Linked DNA regions of Homo sapiens: region 1 is linked to region 2. Evidence: read pairs that join two places in POLR2A ChIA-PET (ENCODE). Cell type or tissue: GM12878. All regions are shown on one strand. Links, peaks and the distances in the headings refer to the core of each region. The heading gives the core; the rest is flanking DNA.

Region 1 (4,950 bases), core at 1-4,000, 110 kb after region 2:
AGGGGGCCCTTAGAGATGTGTTCACCTGAGGAAACTGAGGCCCAGAATGGGAAGGGGTGACACTCCTTCCACCGCTGGGGGCCCTGCTGCTGCCTCCCATTTTGTCTTTCCTCGGGCCTCCTGATCTTTGCAACCTCATTTTCATGCCTTGGTGTTTTGGGGCAAAGGTGGACCACTTGTTTCATGTTTGGACCACTTGTTTCTTGGGAAATAAATAGATTTATGGTCTTAGGATCTGGCTTGGTTAGAATTGTGTAACTCCTTAGTGGAATGGGTTGGAGGAGAGAACCCAGAAAATTTTGAGGGAAACTCTTCCCGATTTGAAAGCAAAGCCGCCCTCACCAAAAAGTGCTCCTTCCGCTGCAGCCTCTTCATTCCGAATGGGGTGAATCCTTTGGCTGGAGCCCTTCGTGTGTCTCCCTCCTCCTCAGCACCTGCAGCTTCTCAGTCTCCCCAGGTGGGATGGGAAGGTGGGGGAGAGGGCGAATTTAGATGTCGCCTGCTGATGGATGATGGTGGCTTGAGCCCCAGAGCCCGCTGGGCAGTACAAAGCCACGCACCGAGTCCCGCCCACCACACGCGGGTGCTGGCTCCTGCACCCTACTGTCAGGACACTGTGGGAACCGTTCGCCTTCTGGGAACCGCCGAGCCTTGAGTAGTCAGAGACTGTCCGCATGTGGACTTCTGGACTCAGATAAACAGTTCCTTTCAGGGAAGGCATCAGAGGCTGCCATCCGCAGCTTATCGACATCTCCGACTCTGGCGGTAGCTGTCATGGAGTCTTGTCACAGGGGCTTAGGGTGCAAATCAGAGTGTTACAGCCTTAGAACCGTAGGTCCCTAGAGTGTCAGAAGCAGAGCCATGTGGAAGCTGTTTGCAATGTTATAATGGACCCACGGGATCTTTAAACTGAGGGCTTTAGGAACATCACATGTCCAGGGAGGGGTTAGGATTTGAATCCATTGCTGCTGGACCCCAGATCTGCTGGCGATGGAGGATTTGAATCCAGTGCTGCTGGACCCCAGATCTGCTGGCGATGGGCTCTGGGCATCACCCCCACCACCACTTCCAACCGTGCAGCTCCATTTTAATCTGTCTTATATGTTGGGGGTTCACTTGGGAAAAGGGTTCCTCTGCTTAAAAATAGTTTTCCAGGCCCTGTGCTGAGCCCCAGCTCCATGCCAGGACCCGCCACAGCCTGAGAGGGTGGCTCTGGTAGTGGGACGGCCGTCAGGCCAGGGCCCCCGGGTGGGGTGCAGGTTGCTCTGGGCCACGGTCTCCTCCCCCTCTCATTACTGCTCTGTCGTTGCTGCAGCCAGAGAACACTCTGGGTCTGTCATCCTGTTGACTGGGGTGACAGTTTAATAGTAGCTTCCTGGACTGTCATTTAAATCTGCCTGCCAGGTTAGTAGGCCAGGGGCGGGCTGGCACGCCCCCTGCCCCCACCCCGGATCTGCATTCTGCTGGAAGCGGTCGTCTTGGCAACGCTGGGGCATGGCGAGCTCTGTCGAAGGGTAACTGTTGGTGGGAGCAGCCCTTTCATCTCCCCGACCCGGGTACAAGTGGCCCAACTGCCTTAGGGCCAGAGCCAGGCCACCCTGTGCTGGCCCAGGCCTGGGAGAGGAAGTGGGAACATCCAAGTCCCTTCTGTGCACCCAGCTCTCCAAGTTAGGGGCTTTACCTTTGCTCTCAGCCTCTCAACTGCCCTAGGAGGGGAAAGAACCTGCCCCAGCTTGCTGAACAACAATGTTGAGCTGGAATCCACCTTTCTTAGGGGTCGCTGCTCTGCCTTCAGAGAACATTCTCTAGAGCCCAAGACCTGTCCACAGAAACCAGAGATCAGTCAGAGCCTGTAAGGCTGACAGCTCCCTCATCTCCCTGTCCTAGGTGGCTGGGTATCAATTCTCTCTGTTCTTTCCAGGGCCTTTCTCTAGACGTGTCCCTGCTCTGAGGATTGGGGTCTCCAGTGGGGTCCCTGCAGCTTCACTCTGGGCTCCATGCTCTGTGAACACTTTGTTCTATTTTTTATGGCCTAGTGGGGCTGGCCCAGAGACAGACGGCTAAGTACAACTACCAGGCTGCTGTGTCAACACGGGCTAGTCCCTCCCTTCTCTGCACCTCATCTAATCATCTGTAGGATGAGAGGCTTGTGCCCCAGCAGTGTTTTCCTAGGTGTGGTTCATTGGACCACTTGTTTCTTGGGAAATAAACAGATGTGGCATCTGAAAAAGGAGTTCCTTGGTTAAACAAGCTTGGAAGGCTGGAGGAAACCGTCAATCAGATATCTTTACTGCAGTCCTTCCCAGGGCCTTTATAAACCGTGGGCATCATGCATCTCCAAGGGGGAAAATAATAAGTGTCTATCCCAAATATCCTGGTGCATGGCCACCCCTGGGCTCTGTCCTGCCCCCTACCCCTCCCCTCCTCTGCTAAGGGCCGATTTTCTGTCTTGCATGGCCTCACGAAATCCCAAAGGAAGCTCTGGCAGCCTGGAGCCCTGGGTTTTTTTGGCTGCTGGAGAGCAGCCCTGTGTTTAGCAAGAGGCTGGATGGGTCCCTGGGCAAGCTCAAGGAAAGCCAGGCCCCTGTGCTGGGCCTCTGCAGGGCAGCTTTGTGCACAACTTGGTGAACAACTCCACCAGGGTCAATTGTTCCCTGGCCTGGTGGAGCTCCAGGTCCCTTGCCACTTGCCTTGTCCCCAGCCCCTAATGGTCACTCTGCTCGCTCCTCCATGCCCCTAAGCCCCATTATCCTTCCTCCTGGAATGCTCTTCCCTGCTCTCTTCACTCCCACAGCTTGGCTGACTCCTCTTCCTTGAACACAGTGCCCCTCCTCTGGGAAGCCTTCCCTGACCCCTGGGCCAGGTCAGGTGGCCCTCGCCTGGCTTGCTGGCTACAAAGTGGGATTGGGAGTCATTACCTGGGTTCAAGTGCAGCCCTCCCACAGACATGTGCTGTGGCTTTGAGCAGTCACTTCTCACTAGGCCTTGGCTTCCAGGCATGTAACATGGGAGACCCACGTAGGGGGCCTCAAGACCCTGGAGTCCAACACGGCAGGACATTCGGATTGCCAAGAGGAAGCTGCACAGAGCAGTGCCCCTGGGCAGCCCGGACTAATCTTTATTTTGGAGCCTTCTCTCTGCACCGGGGCTCCACGATGCGTGTGGGTGGGGAGCAGCATGGGAAGGATGTATACTGTCTCAGGGAAGGATGTCTCTGGAGGCGGGGGAAGCCAAGAAGTGCTGAGTGATTCTAACAGTTTCACAGGATCACAGACACTGAGTGTGGAGAGGGCCTTAAGACTTAGTCAGCGCCACACCTCCATTTCCTGATGAGGAGGAGGCAAGCTCAGAAGGTTTGACGGATGGGCCCAGTGTTACACACACGGCAGCTGGGGCCAGGGCTGTGACTTCACACACCTCTAACTTGCACCTTTTTGCTTCTCAGTTCATAAAGCCCTGGGGCCATCCTTAGCTTATTTGCTTCTCACAATGACCCTGTGTGTCCCGTGAAGCAGACGAAGAAAGTGCGGCTCACAGGAGTCCTGTAACTTGTGTAAGGTCACATAGCCTACAAGTGGCAGGGCGCAGTTTGATAGACCATGGACTGTCTGGCACTTTCCTTGGCCCGTGTTCTTGTTATAAATAGCATTTCCCACTTCCTTTGTCCTGGATTTCCCACTCTCCCCTACTCTACCCTGGGGTCAGCCCCTCCTCACTGCCCCTAGAATCCCCTAGTCCTTTGTGGCAGCCCATCTGTTGCCATGGCACCAGATTATGATGTCGCAGACCCTGGTTGACTATGTATCACTCCTGGGCTGAGGGACTCACAGAGGTGGGCATTGTCCAAGGGGCAGACTGGCATGGGGGGACATAAATCCCTGGAAACAGGGAGCCATGGCCTTGAGCCCAGCTGGGGAATCACCCTGGGAACCAGAGCCAAGGCCAGCAGAGTAGGGGTCTGGCATGGCTTTCTCTGACAGCCTTAGAATGGCGGCACAGCCCTCATCTCATGGCAGGGCTGATATGGTCTCTTCACGAGGGACTATTGGGCTCATTGCACTGAACGGCCTGACACTGGGTGTTCACCAGGATCCCCCAGAAGAGTCTTTTTGCCTTTTGTCCTTGTGACAAAGCTGCATGGGAAAGCCACATCCCCACTTGCCCAGGTTCACCCCGAGGTGGCTATGCCAGGAGTCAGTCTCCACTCTGACTCCAGATCCTTCCATATGGTCACACTTCCAATGGGGCCCTCCAGCGTGCTTTAGTCTAGTCCCCACCCTGAAAGTGCTGTCCATTAGCAGAGCAAAAGCCGTCCCAGGCCTGGGTTTATTCTGCTGCACACTTCTGGGCACATTCCAGGAGACCTGAGAGATGTTTCAGTACATTTGAGGACTCTCTGGGGTCCTCATTCTTAGCCTGGTAACACTGAGGTGGCTGAGGGTCTGAGTGGAAAGAGATCAAGCTTTGGCAGCTGCCACACACAGTTGAAATCACACTTCTGCCACCTAACACCCTTACCTCTAAGCCTTAATTTCCTCTTCTGTACAATGGGATTAATAACAACAGCTACCAAGATAGCTGTGAGGAGTCACTGGGATATTGGGTGAAAGGTGCCAGGCCAGAGCCAGAGTGGAAAATCTCCAAGCTGGTCCAGCCAGTGAACAAATCTGTTCCCAAAAACACCACCGAATCTGTTGCCAAAAACACCACTCTCCCTGCAGCTGCCATTTCCTGGGCGGGGCTGACCTCAAAGCTGCCCTTTGGGACAGCAGTGGTGTTTTTGGCTGCTCTGGCCTCCTTGCCCAGTGCCTGCCAGGGCTTGGCACATGGAGGAGGACAAGATCACCCCCAGGCTTTCAGAATCCCAGGGAGGGCAGGGTTTTTGGGGGGTATCTGGTTGTCCTGTGCCCAGCAACAGAGCCCCATCATCACCTTCTTCAAGCCTGCCCT
Region 2 (7,352 bases), core at 1-4,000:
GAGGCTCTGGAAGCTGCTTGTAAACCTGACCTAAATGGGGCTGCCCTTATCTCCAGGTCATCTGTGTCTCTGCTGCTAACTCTTGCCCTGCTTGCGTGCCCTGTTTTGGCTTGAGTCTAGGCCCACTGACTCCCTGACCCATCTCCACCATCCAGGATCTTACTTGCTCCCAGTCACAGCCCTGGCCCTCTCACCCCCTATGTCTGGGCAGGGTCCCTCTTGTATTTCACCCTGGTTCTTGAGAGTGTGTGGCCCACATCAGAAACACACAGAATGCCAAATGCCATGGTTCATTCTAAGTGATACATTCTTCCACGGTAACTGCCCTATCAGGGCGTGCTTCAGGATTTGAGTCACTCAGTGAAAAAGCATACTAACCTTTACAGACCTAAGGTTTGTAGTTTTTTTTTTTTTTTAAAGTGTCATCAATCAGTGATTGTAACATGTACAACAACAGAATTGGACATGTAGGGGTGTTTACTGATTTAAAAAGATTGCCATGCGTGGAATCTGGCACACAGTGGGCACCTGATCGATATTTGCTGCATTAAGGAATGAGAGTCAGGGGCCTGCGACGCCGGTGGTTGCAGCATTTATTGAAGGATTTACGTTCTTTTTTGCTCATGTTATGAACAAAGCCTCATTTTCAGGTTTTTTTTTAAGTCCTTTCATTAATTTATTTCTCCTTTTCTTACCTCCTTTTAGATTATTGATTACCTCCACTTTTTTGTGTGCATGGCCAGATGGCAGAGATGCTGTTACAGAGCGGAGCATCTGCCTGGGGCATGTTTCTGCACAAAAGCAGCATTCTACCAGCGACTGGAAGGTTGTTTAGGGGGCCACCTCTCCCAAGGGTCTAAACCCCATAAAAGCAGTTTCCTGAAAACTTCTCTAAGGTTGCCTCTAATGCTGGAAGTTCCTTGAGGGTAGCTACATGTGCTGGCCCCAAGCCCACCAGCCAGCCTAGGAAAGGACTTTTTTGCTTAGCCTTCATTTTAGTGACACTCCTCCCTGCTCTCCCCCACCAGCCACACACACACACACGCAGCGTGAGAGAATTCTTCATGTTCCACGCCATTACTGAAATCTAAATGTGACTATTTAGACTCAAAATCGACCAGGCGGGAACCGTGTTAGTCAGTTTGTCTTATTCTGCAGAGCCCATATCCCACTGTGAATTCTCAGCAAGACATCATAATTATCCATAATTAGATAAAGTCTGAACATTAAACCCGTCCTTCTAAAAACAAAAACTGGTGGTTTGCAACACACTAGATCTTCTGCAGTCCAAAGTTGCGGCTGGAAGGAAGCTGGCAAACTCCTTAAATGCAATGGTGAATAAAGTTTTTGAAATGACAATGGGCCAATACTTTAAAAATAAATCTGTTTCGAATGAAAAGTAATTTAGGATTTAAGACTCCAGTAGTGATGCAAAAAGGAAGGGAAAGGCCTCAAGACACCTTTTGCTAAGTCGGAGCGATTGAATTCATTCCCACCAGCTTGATCCTTTCCTGAAGGCAGCCAGGGAGTGCGTCCAGTCACCCTCAAACATCTCATCAATCTCCTGCCACAAAAATGAATCAGCATTGCACACAGACCCTCATCCTACAGCCCCTCAGCAAAAGCACCTGCCAGGCTGGGTTAGAAAGGAGTGACACGGCCGGCCACAGATGGAAGTCCCCAAGCTGCAGCACTAGGGGGCCAGCGGGAGGAGCGGAGCAGCCCCCACCGTGAGTGCCTCGTCTCCTCCGGGACCTGTCGGTCTCACATTCCCTCCAGCATAGATCTGTCATATCCTGTTGTCAGCGGCAGAGTGGGTGGGCAGATGTGTGCATGGCCAAACAGCAGAGATGCTGTCACAGAGCGGAGCATCTGCCTGGGGCATGTTTCTGCACAAAAGCAGCATTCTACCAGCGACTGGAAGGTTGTTTAGGGGGCCACCTCTCCCAAGGGTCTAAACCCCATAAAAGCAGTTTCCTGAAAACTTCTCTGAGGTTGCCTCTCATGCTGGAAGTTCCTTGAGGGTAGCTACATGTGCTGGCCCCAAGCCCAACCAGCCTAACACCTGGTACATCAGGGCTGAGTTACGCATCTGGTGCCTGCATTGAAACCTCTGTGGCCCAACTGCAGCAGTGTTTTTCTGCCCCGACAGGACTTATGAGAGTCTCCTGGGGTCCCTGCGTCTCCCTGTTCGGCAAACACAGATCTAGGGTCAGACAGTTGTGGGTTCAGATTCCAGCACGGCCACTCAGGCAAGCTCCCTAGCCTCTCCCCAGCCTGGTGAGAAGGGCAGCGCTCACCTTTAGAGGTGATTATGCAGCACAGAAGCAGCACATGGGAGCACCAGACATGGCAGCCAGCACGCTCCAGGTGTCCTCCTTACTAGATTCTGTTTGTTGGCAGGATCTTTAAAAAGACCAGCCATGTGGCATTTCAGAGACTACAGAGATCAGAAACAGAGACAAGTCACTAGGGAGAGGGGCCTTCCCCGACTCCCAAATGCACGGGGATTTCTCCTTTAGGTGAGCTCTCCAGCGGCCTTCAAACTCCCAGCTGGGACCTGCAGCAGAGCCTATGCCCCATCTTGGGGTTACCTAGTCCACTCCTGGGGTCACCTAGCCTCCTCGTGGGGTCCCCTAGTCCCCTCATAGGGTCACGTAGCCCTCTCGTGGGGTCCTCTAGCCCCCTTGTGGGGTCTCCTAGCCCCCTGTGTGGAGTCCCATAGCCCCCTGCATGGGGTACCCTAGCTCCCTCAGGGGATTCCCTAGCCCCCTCATGAGGTCCCCTAGCTCCCTCGTGGGGTCCCTTAGCCCTCTCATGAGGTCCCCTAGCTCCCTCAGGGGATTCCCTAGCCCCCTGTTTGGGGTCCCCTAGCTCCCTCATGGGGTCACCTAGCCCCCTCATGAGGTCCCCTAGCTCCCTCGTGGGGTCCTTTAGCCCCCTCGTGGGGTTCCCTAGCTCCCTCAGGGGATTCCCTAGCCCCCTCATGAGGTCCCCTAGCTCCCTCGTGGGGTCCCTTAGCCCCCTCATGAGGTCCCCTAGCTCCCTCAGGGTATTCCCTAGCCCCCTGTTTGGGGTCCCCTAGCTTCCTCATGGGCTCACCTAGCCCCCTCATGAGGTCCCCTAGCTCCCTCATGGGGTCCCTTAGCCCCCTCGTGGGGTTCCCTAGCTCCCTCGTGGGGTCCCCTAGCTCCCTCGTGGGGCCACCTAGCCCCCTCGTGGGGTCCCCTAGCCCCCTCATGGGGTCACCTAGCCCCCTTGTGGGGTCCCCTAGCTCCCCCATGGGGTCGCCTAGCTCCCTCGTGGGGTCACCTAGCCCCCTTGTGGGGTCCCTTAGCCCCCTCATGGGGTCCACTAGCTCCCTCGTGGGGTACCCTGGCCCCCTTTTGGGGTCACCTAGCTCCCTAGTGGGGTCCCTTAGCCCCCTCATAGGGTCACCTAGCTCTCAGCAGCACATCAGCCTTGCCCGGGAAGGCAGGTGGGTAGTGCAGGCCAGGGACCTTGCCTCACAGGCCCACTGTTCCACAGTTCCCTGTACAGGGCCCATGCTTAGAGCAGCTCTTTTAGGGTCAGGCTACTGTTGACTGGGAAGCCCCAAAAAGATTGGGCCTGAGTCATCCTGGCACCATAGTTACTGTCTGGAGACTTAAGGGATGAGTCTCATTTGTGACTTTCTTCAGATTCTGCAAAATTTATAGCCTGTGAGTCTGTCCTGCCTCCCACCCTCCTTTCCTCATGGGCCCAGACTCCGCCCCGACACTGCCCCAGTTTTGCCTCTCACCCACCCAGCAAACCCTACCCAGGGACAGTCTGATGGCCTCACCTTCTCCATGCCTACCCAGGCTACTGAGTGCCACTGGGTTCTCAGCACTGCCAGACTGTTCAGAACTGTCATCTCCCTGTTCCACCCAACCTCCATTCAACCCTCACTCCCCTCTCAAACCCCTGCCCACTCCCCTCAGCAAGTGACTTTGGCCCTCACTCCATGGGGACTACAGAGATGCATTCCTCCTCCCCACCTTGCTCTCCCAGCTTCTCTTCTGCACCTACACCATCTCTATCTCCCTCTGTCTTAGTCTGCTTCCATTTCTATGAAGGAATAGTCAAGGCTGGGTGATTTATAAAGAAAAGAGGTTTATTTAACTCATGGTTCCTCAAACTGTACAAGAAGCATGGTGCCAGCATCTGCTTCTGGTGAGAGCTTCAGGGAGCTTCCACTCACAGCAGAAGGTGAAGGGAGCAGGTATCACCTGGTTAGAGAGAAGGAAACAGAGAAGGGATCTTTTAAACAACCAGACCTCCAGGTAAACTCATACAGCGAGCACTCATTCATTACAGCAAGGACACTGCAAAGCGATTCAAGAGGGATCCACTCCGATAACCCAAACTCCTGCCGCCAGGCCCCACCTCCAATACTGGGCATCAAATTTCCACAGGAGATTTGGAGGGGACGGATTTCCAAACTATATCACCTTTCCTGCCAGGCACTGGCAGGGGGTCCAGCCTCAGTCTCCCCATCCTCATCCTCTCTAGCCTTCCCTGGGGAATCTCTACCACTGCTCAGCTGTTTCTCCGCTGTGTTCCCAGGCTAAGCTGCTGGCACCACAAACCACCTTCCTGTGCCGATTTGAGACCTGGGAGTCATCCTTGGTTCCCCCTCCCTCCCCACAGGCTGTCTATTCCCTCTTCTGCACAGGATTCCTTCTCTCTTCCCATGGCCATCCTCACCTTGGTTCAGGCACCCTGCCCCCAGCCTGGCCTCCTCCCCCAGTCCTCCCTCTAGGCTGGATTGCATATCTGTCCAAGGTCAGACAATCATCCTTACCCAAGACCCTCAGGACTCCCCTAGCCTCCTGAGTGGGGTCTGCCCCTGACTTTAGCAGTACACCCATGGCCCTCTGTCATCTGGTCTCCATGACCACTCTGACTTAGGTCCTCCCCACTCTCACCCCTCCAGCTTCCCTCGGCCCTCTCCTAATTCTCTGCCATGAAACATGCAGGTTCCTCTGCCTGGAAGACCTTCCTCCCCTCCAAGCCCCCTCTTCAGCTGACCCACTCCTCTCCATCCTTCCAGACCCGGCTCATGCATCAGCACCTCCTGGGGCTATCCCCAGCCTCTAGGGTTAAGGTTATATAGCCCCTGACAATTCTTCTGTCTAGCCTGGATCACAAGGTGCTATTGTCATCTGTTTACACATCTGTCTTCCACATAGCCAGAGTGTTCCTCCAAGTCAGGAGCTGTGCCCCATTCACCTCTGGGTCCCCTAAGCCTGGCACTTGGTGAGTGGTCAGTGGCTAACTTGTGATGGAACTCAGGCTGTAAGATGTATATCCAATGTCCATACCTCTGGCCTGGCCAGTAAAATAACGTTTCCTGCTCATGCAGAAGGACTGTCTCCAGCTTCATCTTGTCTCCAACTCTGATGGCAGGAGCGTGGACTGCAGGGTCAGATAGTCCCAGGTTCAGGCCCTGACTTGGCCAATTATTAGTGATGGATTTTGGGCAAGACACTCAACCTCTCTGAGCCTTAGTTTCCCCATGTGTAAAATGGAGATGGTAATGCCTACCTCATAAGGTTCTGGTATAAATTAAATGACATGATGCAATGGGACCTGGTAGAGGCCCTGCATGTAGTAGACACATAAAAGTGGGAGCTATCACTCAGGTGGGCTTTTTAGTAACATACAGTAAATTAAATAGAATAGGGCTGGATTACATTAGCTACAGAAACAAGCCAGGTGCAATGGAGTGAGCCCCAAGATAAAAACAAAAAGACCTCAGTCCCACCTCTGTCACCAAACTAATGTCCTCACTGGGGTCCTCACTTTTTAAAAAAGGGATGGGCCAGGCACGGTGGCTCACACCTATAATCCCAACACTTTGGGAGGCCAAGGCAGGAAGATTGCGTGAGCCCAAGAGTTCGAGACCAACCTGGGCAATGTAGTGAGACGCACCTATAGTCCCCAGCTACTCAGGAAGCTGAAGCAGGAGGATCACTTGAGGCTGGGAGGTCTAGGCTGCAGTAAGTCATGATCGTGCCACTGAACTCCAGCCTGGGTGACAGAGAGAGACCCTGTCTCAAATTTTAAAAAAGGGGACAGCTTGGTTAAAATGGTAACCAGGTTAACTCCCAGTCACAAGTCCTCTGATTCTAAGATTCGTTGACTCTACAATTTCATAAACTGCCATATGTAGCCTGAGGCACGACTAAGGTCATTAAGGAGAAATGCTCAGAAAACCTAATTCTATTGAAGGGCAAAAGACTAGCATTAGAAGGCCAGGTTAGGCGATAAGTCCTTACCTGCAACTATTTCCTTCCACAGGAGAATGTGGCTTTCCTCCTGAAGCGTTCAGAGGTAGTAATGCTTAACACAGCTGTTTTGTGAGTCCCAACAATGCTTAACCTTCCCGTAATCACCGTGAATGGCTGGCAAGAGCTTATGCCTGAGAAATGCAGCCTTCTAGACAAAATTTTCAGGGAAATGGAGGCTTTAGACATCACAGTGTTTTCAAATACCATTATTACTGCTCTATAAATATCCCACGCCCACAGTGTATCAGGTGCCACATGGGAAATATTGGATTCAGTTGGAGATTTTCTTAAAAGACACATAACAGTACCATATGCCAGTCATCTTGTATAATATTTATGTACATGCTGCAGAAGCAAAGATTAGCTATGTCAACATGTATAGAAAAATCCCACAAAACAGAGTCCGTGGGATGTGTATTATCTGTACTTATGATCAAAAGCATTTGCTGACTTTCTTCACTACAAGAGCTATTTCACCCATAAACTACAGAAAGGTTAGAGGAGCAGGAATGAATAGAGTAATAACCAGGTGGAAATCATCAGCGATCCCTGCAATCTCCTACTAGTTTAGAGGCTCTGCAGGTGAAGAAAGCAGTTCCAGAACTGTGAACAGCAATTAACCCTTCCATTTACTTTGAATGAATGATATTTAAACACACTTTACTCCTTTTCAACGGTCCTCACCAGCACACCAAAGGGGACATTGCTTGGAGAAAAAATATTTTCTTGGAGACATGCAAGAGGAAAAATTATTTCCACTAGTATGATCCTAAGTGCAAAATTGTTCATGAGCACTGTGCAAGTAACCAGCCAGTTGCTTTAGGTAGATGGGTGGTATGAACTGAATTACGTCCTCCCCACTCATATGTTGAAGCCCTCACTCCCAACGTGATGGTATTTGGAGACGGGGCCTTTGGGAAGTTCTCAGAATTAGATGAGGTCCTTAGCGTAAGGCCCTCACAGTGAGATTGGCGCCCTTATGAGAAGAGACACCAGAGCTCTCTTTCGCTCGCTCTCTCTCACTCTCTCGCTCTGCCA

The links. ChIA-PET counts read pairs that join two places held together with the same protein. Peaks named below come from ENCODE experiments on the same cell type or tissue, not always from the same donor. Only the 100,000 strongest peaks of a DNase experiment are listed, where the experiment ranks them.
Region 1: POLR2A ChIA-PET joins it to region 2 with 6 read pairs; 4 of 35 experiments call an interaction of 5 or more read pairs at or near these places.

The regions. Positions count from the first base shown.
Region 1 is chr1:53,293,076-53,298,025 of GRCh38, reverse strand. All of the region lies in intron 2 of LRP8 (LDL receptor related protein 8), which reads left to right. LOC105378726 (a long non-coding RNA gene) reads right to left here. Exons shown (of 6, transcript XR_007066090.1): 3 at 1-4,950. Among named protein-coding and RNA genes, the nearest start is that of LRP8, 33 kb to the left of the region's middle. RefSeq lists enhancers at 2,393-2,933, 2,934-3,475. In GM12878, for the core only: a CTCF peak has its summit at 1,772; a DNase peak (open chromatin) is centred at 1,757; H3K27ac peaks cover 2,928 bases.
Region 2 is chr1:53,404,690-53,412,041 of GRCh38, reverse strand. No RefSeq gene overlaps it. Among named protein-coding and RNA genes, the nearest start is that of LINC02812, 40 kb to the right of the region's middle. RefSeq lists an enhancer at 2,975-3,570. In GM12878, for the core only: no CTCF peak of the experiment used is centred there; a DNase peak (open chromatin) is centred at 1,731; H3K27ac peaks cover 531 bases.